Linked DNA regions of Homo sapiens: region 1 is linked to region 2. The links are chromatin loops, found by intact Hi-C in ENCODE. Cell type or tissue: GM12878. All regions are shown on one strand. Links, peaks and the distances in the headings refer to the core of each region. The heading gives the core; the rest is flanking DNA.

Region 1 (2,802 bases), core at 273-2,772, 260 kb after region 2:
AAATTAGCTGGGTGTGGTGGTGCATGCCTGTAATCCCAGCTACTCGGGAGGCTCAGGCAGGAGAATTGCTTGAACCCGGGAGGCGGAGGTTGCAGTGCGCCGAGATCGCGCCACTGTACTCCAGTCTGGGCGACAGAGCAAGACTCTGTCTCAAAAGAAAGAAAGAAAAAAAGAATTCTGCTTGGCTAGATTGGAAGGGCTAGGATGTAAGCGAAAAGAGAGGCAAGAGTCAGCATCAGAGATCAAGGGTGCAATTATGTGTCACAATAAGGACTTGGAATTTTTTGTTTGTTTGTTTGTTTTGAGATGGAGTTTCACTCTGTCACCAAGGTTGGAGTGCGGTGGTGCCATCTCAGCTCACCGTGCCCTCCACCTCCGGGGCTCAAGCGATCCTCCCACCTCAGCCTCGCAAGTAGCTGGGACCATAGTTGCGTGCCACCACGCCCAAGTAACTTTTTCTGTTTTTGGTAGAGATGGGGTTTCTGTATGTTACTCAGGCTGGTCTTGAACTCCTGAGCTCAAGTGATGCCCTGCCTTGGCCTCCCAAAATGCTAGGATTACAGGGATGGGTGAACCACCACATCCAGCCAGGACTTGGAATTTTAACCCTACTGTGGTGGGAGCTGAGGAAAGGTTTTTCACCAGTGGAATGACACACTCAGGTTGGACAGGTTGTGGAAGATCCTCAGGCTCAAAGGAAGAGGATACATTGGACATGGGGGTGAGGTCGGTGGCACTTAAAAAGCCTTTGCAGGCACCCAGGCAGGTAGAGAGGGAGGCTGAGCCAGGATATTCCCCTGTGCCCACTACAGCATCAAAAACCAGAAAAAGGGCCAGGTGCGTGGCTCACACCTGTAGTCTTGGCATTTTGGGAGGCTTAGGGGGGAAGATTTCTTGAGACCAATCTGGTCAACATAGTGAGACCCCATCTCTTGAAACAAAAAAACAAAGAAAACAGACAAGTTGATGGGCAAAGGGCATGGGCAAAGATTCTGGGGTGTGCTCCAGTAGAGGAAACGGAGGTCCTGGGCAGGGAGGCATTTTGCACAGTTGGTAAGCAACAGGGCAAACAAATCACCAGTGTTTACGTTATACTGGCAAATCTCTTACTGCTGGACATTTAGGCTCCGTCTAATAATAAGGATAACAGCTGGGTGCACTGTATTATTTATTTAGTCCTCACAGTAGGGCAGGATGATCAGTCTCCCCACTTGACAGATGAAGACACTGAGGGTCAGAGTGGTGATGTGTCAGGAACCCTCCCACTGGGTTCTCACGCTTGAAACACAGATTGCTGGTCCCCACCCACACAGTTTCTGATGCAGTAGGTCTGGGTGGGGCCCGAGCATCTGCGGTTCCCAACAAGTTCCCAGGTGCCACCGATGCTGGTGACAGAGCTGCGTTTGAGGATCACTGCTCTAAACATTATTGCTGCTGCACGCATTGCCTCCTGCTGGGTGCAGGGGTTGTGGGGGGCACTTTGGCAGTGCAGAGCGGAGGTAACCAGCAGAAAACCCGTTAGAACTAAAAGCTGAGAGTGTTTCTGACAAACAGGTCAACATGCTGAAAGACCCAGACAAGGTCCTTAAACTACCCTGCGCTCCAAGAATCAGTGCCTGGGGCTGCCGTACCTAATTGGTTCAAACCACAGGGTTTCTGGCCAGCTCATCTGGTACCAAACGTAGATGTCAATATGGTGGATGCCAAAGAACACATCACTCTGTTTGGATGAATCAGGCTTTTCCTCCCTCTGCCTTCAGCCAGGACTTCTCTGAATTGTTTTCATTTCAAATGAAAGAGGGACCAGTTCACAAGCTGCTTTCATGCTATCTGGGACAGGAGTTACTGTATTTCAGTGTCTGAGGCTGGGAAACCCCCTGGAGGTGGCTCTGTCTTTTGTACCTAGTGTGTGATGTCAAAAGATTCTCCTTGGTTTGGGTTAAATGACATGCTCCCTGGATTACAATCCAGTGCCCCATGATTTTTTTTCCTCCTTTTTTATTGTCAATCCTTGACCTACTTCAGAAGTTAGTTGTCTTTGTTGTCAAGTAAGGCCTTCCACGTCAGATAGAGGCTGTTTCCAGGCCGGGTGCAGTGGCTCATGCCTGTAATCCCAGCACTTTGGGAGGCCGAGGTGGGTGGATCGCTTGAGGTCAGGAGTTTGAGACCAGCCTGGCCAACATGATAAAACCCCCGTCTGTACTACAAATGCAAAAATTAGCCAGGCATGGTGGTGTGCACCATGTAATCCCCGCTATGTGGCAGGATGAGGCAGGAGAACTGTTTCAATTTGGGAAGCGGAGGCTGCAGTGAGCTGAGAACGCACCATTGCGCTGCAGCCTGGGCGATGAGAGTGAAACCGTCTCAAAAAAAAAAAAAAAAAAAAAAAGGCTATTTCCTTTTTTTTTTTTTTTTTTTTTTTGCCAGTGAAGGGGGGACCCTGTGTTGGCCTCCCTATCGGTCACTTGAGATAATCTGAAAATCTGTGTTTAGATCCATAGAAGAGAGGCGGCCTGAGGAGAAGAATTTGACAAAGCTCTTTGAGTGTGCAAATTAGAAATGGCAATTGCTGGGCGCGGTGGGTCATGCCTGTAATCCCAGCGCTTTGTGAGGCCGAGATAGGCGGATCAGTTGAGGTCAGGAGTTCGAGACCAGCCTAGCCAACATGGTGAAACCCCATCTCTATCAAAAAATCCAAAAATTAGCCAGGTGTGGTGGCAGATGCCTATAATCCCAGCTACTCAGGAGGCTGAGGCAGGAGAATTGCTTGAACCTGGGAGGTGGAGGTTGCAGTGAGCCGAG
Region 2 (2,802 bases), core at 263-2,762:
AGAGGCAAAACTAATCGATGCTGTTAGAAGTCAGGATAATGATTATCCTTAATTGAGGGAAGTTCTTAGAAGGTGCATGTGGGAGCTTCCATGGGGCTGGTGGCATTGTCTTATTTAAAATGGATTCTAGTTACACAGACGTGTTCAGTTTATAATAATTCTTTGCACTGCACGCTATGGCATACACAATTTTCTCCATGTAAATCATATGTCAATAAAAGGATTTTTGAAATAAAAACCCTGTGCTTCTTACATACTCTTCTGGGTGTAACAGATGCCCATGTTGGGATGAAGAAGATATACATTTGTTTCCACTTGTTGTCCAGGTGTCTCCAAACAAAAACGCTGTGTTCCCAGAATACTTGGAACCTTTCTGACTCCATACTCAGGCCATGTTACTGTTAAAATAGTTTCTATGTCTGAAATCCCCATAAGACCATGAGTTTCTGGAGAGTGGAGGGCCTGCCCTAATCATCTTTGAATTTCCAAAGCCTATTCCAAGGTCCTGATACACATGGGAGGGAGGGAGAGAGATGGATGGATGGTAGGTGGAAGGTGGATGGATGGATGAATGAATAAATGGATAGAGGATGGGTTCATGGATGAATGGACGGATGGATGGATGGGTGGGTAGATGAATGGGTGAATGATGGACGGATGAGTAGAGGATAGATGGATGAATAGAGGATGGATTGATGGATGAATAATTCATGGATAGAGGATAGACGGATGATGGATGGATGGATAGAGGATAGATGGATAGATGGAATGGACAGAGGATTGATGGATAGACGATGGATAGATGGATGGAGAATTGATGGAGGAATGGATACAGCATTGATGGATGGATGATGGATGGATGAATGGATGGATGGACAGATGATGGATGGATGGTAGATGGATGAATGGATGGATGATGATTAATGCAAATTCTTGGCTTAGCTTAACTCAGGTACAAATCACCCAGAGTTCTGGCTTCAAATCAGTCACTATGTTCCAGGAACAAAGCCTAGAGATCCCAGACTTCTCTGGTTCCTCAGGCCAAACCAGACATTACAAGGCCCTTCACAACAGCTATTCTCACGCCATGGGGTCCCTGGCCCAGCTCAGCAAAAGGACCCAGCTGCTGACCACCCATCCATTTGCTCCCACTTACTATGGTAGAAAGCCTTCTCCCCAAAATGAATGAAGCTGCTGTTGACAGGGCTTGGAAACACACTTCCTTTTAACCATAACATCTATGAAAGAGTCTTTGTAAACTATGAAGAGTTGCACTCACAGTTTTAAAAGTGTCAATTTAAACTAAAGATTCCTGAAATGCCTGCACAGCCCAGGCGAGCCGGCCAACTCAGGGTTTCTCAATCTTGTCACTGCAGAAATTGGGGGCCAGATAATTCTCTATTGTGGGGAGCTGTCCTGGGTATCATGGGAAGTTTAGTAGCATCCCTGGCCTCTAACCACTAGATGTCAGTGGTGGTTACCCTGACAGAGTTGTGACAACCACAAATGTCACCAGATACTACTCAATGTCCCCTGGGAGGCAAACTCACCTCTGGCAGAGAACCACTGGTCTAAATGAACAAAGCCAACTAATGAGGACTGTGGGGACCCAAGGAGGCCACAAACCCATCTGAAGGGGCCAGCAGCTACTCCGTCATTGCCACAGGGGATATAAGCCAAGTGTTGCTGGAACTTCTGATTTTTCTAGATAATGGAAACCCAGAGTTTTTATGTGAAGTGTACCCATGTTTTTTGGTGTGTGTGTGTGTGTGTGTGTGTGTGTGTGTGTGTGTGTGTGTGAGACTGAGTCTTGCTGTCACCCAGGTTGGAGTGCATTGGTGCAATCTCGGCTCACTGCAACCTCTGCGCTTCCCAGGTTCAGGGGAATTCTCCTGCCTCAGCCTCCAGAGTAGCTGGGATTACAGGCGTGTGCCACCACACCCGGCTAATTTTTCTATTTTTAGTAGAGACGGAGTTTCACCATGTTGGCCAGGCTGGTCTCAAACTCCTGACTTCAAGTGATCCATGTGCCTTGGCCTCCCATAGGGTTGGGATTATAGGCCACAGTGCCCGGCCTACCCATATTTAAACTTTAGGAACCAATTTCTAAAAATTTTGAAGGTTGTAGTGGCCGATCTCTCCTGTGGGCTCAGGAACCATTGGTTTGCACTTTCTGGTATAGTTAAATGTAATTCCAGAAATGACAAAAGAATGCCACCACTCCCAGGCCATAAGAGATGAACCTTGGGGCAGAATTAGCAGACAGCAAAGAAGTAAACCAGTGAGGAGACACAACACAGCAAGGGTGGTGACGGCTGGCAGCATCCTGGTGTGCTGGTGCAAAGCACGCGCTCTGCAGTTAGAGAGTCCTGAGTTCAAATCCCAGCTTTGCTTCTTATAAATCTCATTATCTCTGAATTTCCAAATCCTAGTTCCGGGTCCAGATACACATGGGGAGGGAGGGAGATGGATGGATGGCAGATGGAGGGTGAATGGATGGATGAATGTATAAATGTATAGAGGATGGGTTCATGGATGGATGGGTGGGTAGATGGATGGACGGATGGGTGATGGATGGATGGGTGATGGAAGGATGAGTAGAGGATAGATGGATGATAGAGGATGGATTGATGGATGAATCATGGATGAATAGAGGATAGAGACTCTACATGAGTCTCAATAAGTCCCATGAGCCTCAGTTTCCCTATCTGCAAAACGGAGATGGTAACAGTAGTACCTGCTTCGTGAAGTTTAGGTCTTGTAAGATGCTGAGCAAGGGCCTGGCCTAGTAGGTGATAAAGA

Evidence for each region. A loop is a pair of places that touch in the nucleus more often than their neighbours do. Peaks named below come from ENCODE experiments on the same cell type or tissue, not always from the same donor. Only the 100,000 strongest peaks of a DNase experiment are listed, where the experiment ranks them.
Region 1: a loop joins it to region 2, with 6 times the contacts of the local background. A loop is called at or near these places in 2 of 110 quality-filtered maps.

What each region holds. Positions count from the first base shown.
Region 1 is chr16:16,024,067-16,026,868 of GRCh38, forward strand. All of the region lies in intron 5 of ABCC1 (ATP binding cassette subfamily C member 1 (ABCC1 blood group)), which reads left to right. Among named protein-coding and RNA genes, the nearest start is that of ABCC1, 76 kb to the left of the region's middle. In GM12878, for the core only: no CTCF peak of the experiment used is centred there; a DNase peak (open chromatin) is centred at 1,290; H3K27ac peaks cover 1,469 bases.
Region 2 is chr16:15,764,590-15,767,391 of GRCh38, forward strand. All of the region lies in intron 9 of MYH11 (myosin heavy chain 11), which reads right to left. Among named protein-coding and RNA genes, the nearest start is that of MYH11, 91 kb to the right of the region's middle. RefSeq lists a silencer at 1,323-1,617. In GM12878, for the core only: a CTCF peak has its summit at 1,459 (motif pointing right); a DNase peak (open chromatin) is centred at 1,542.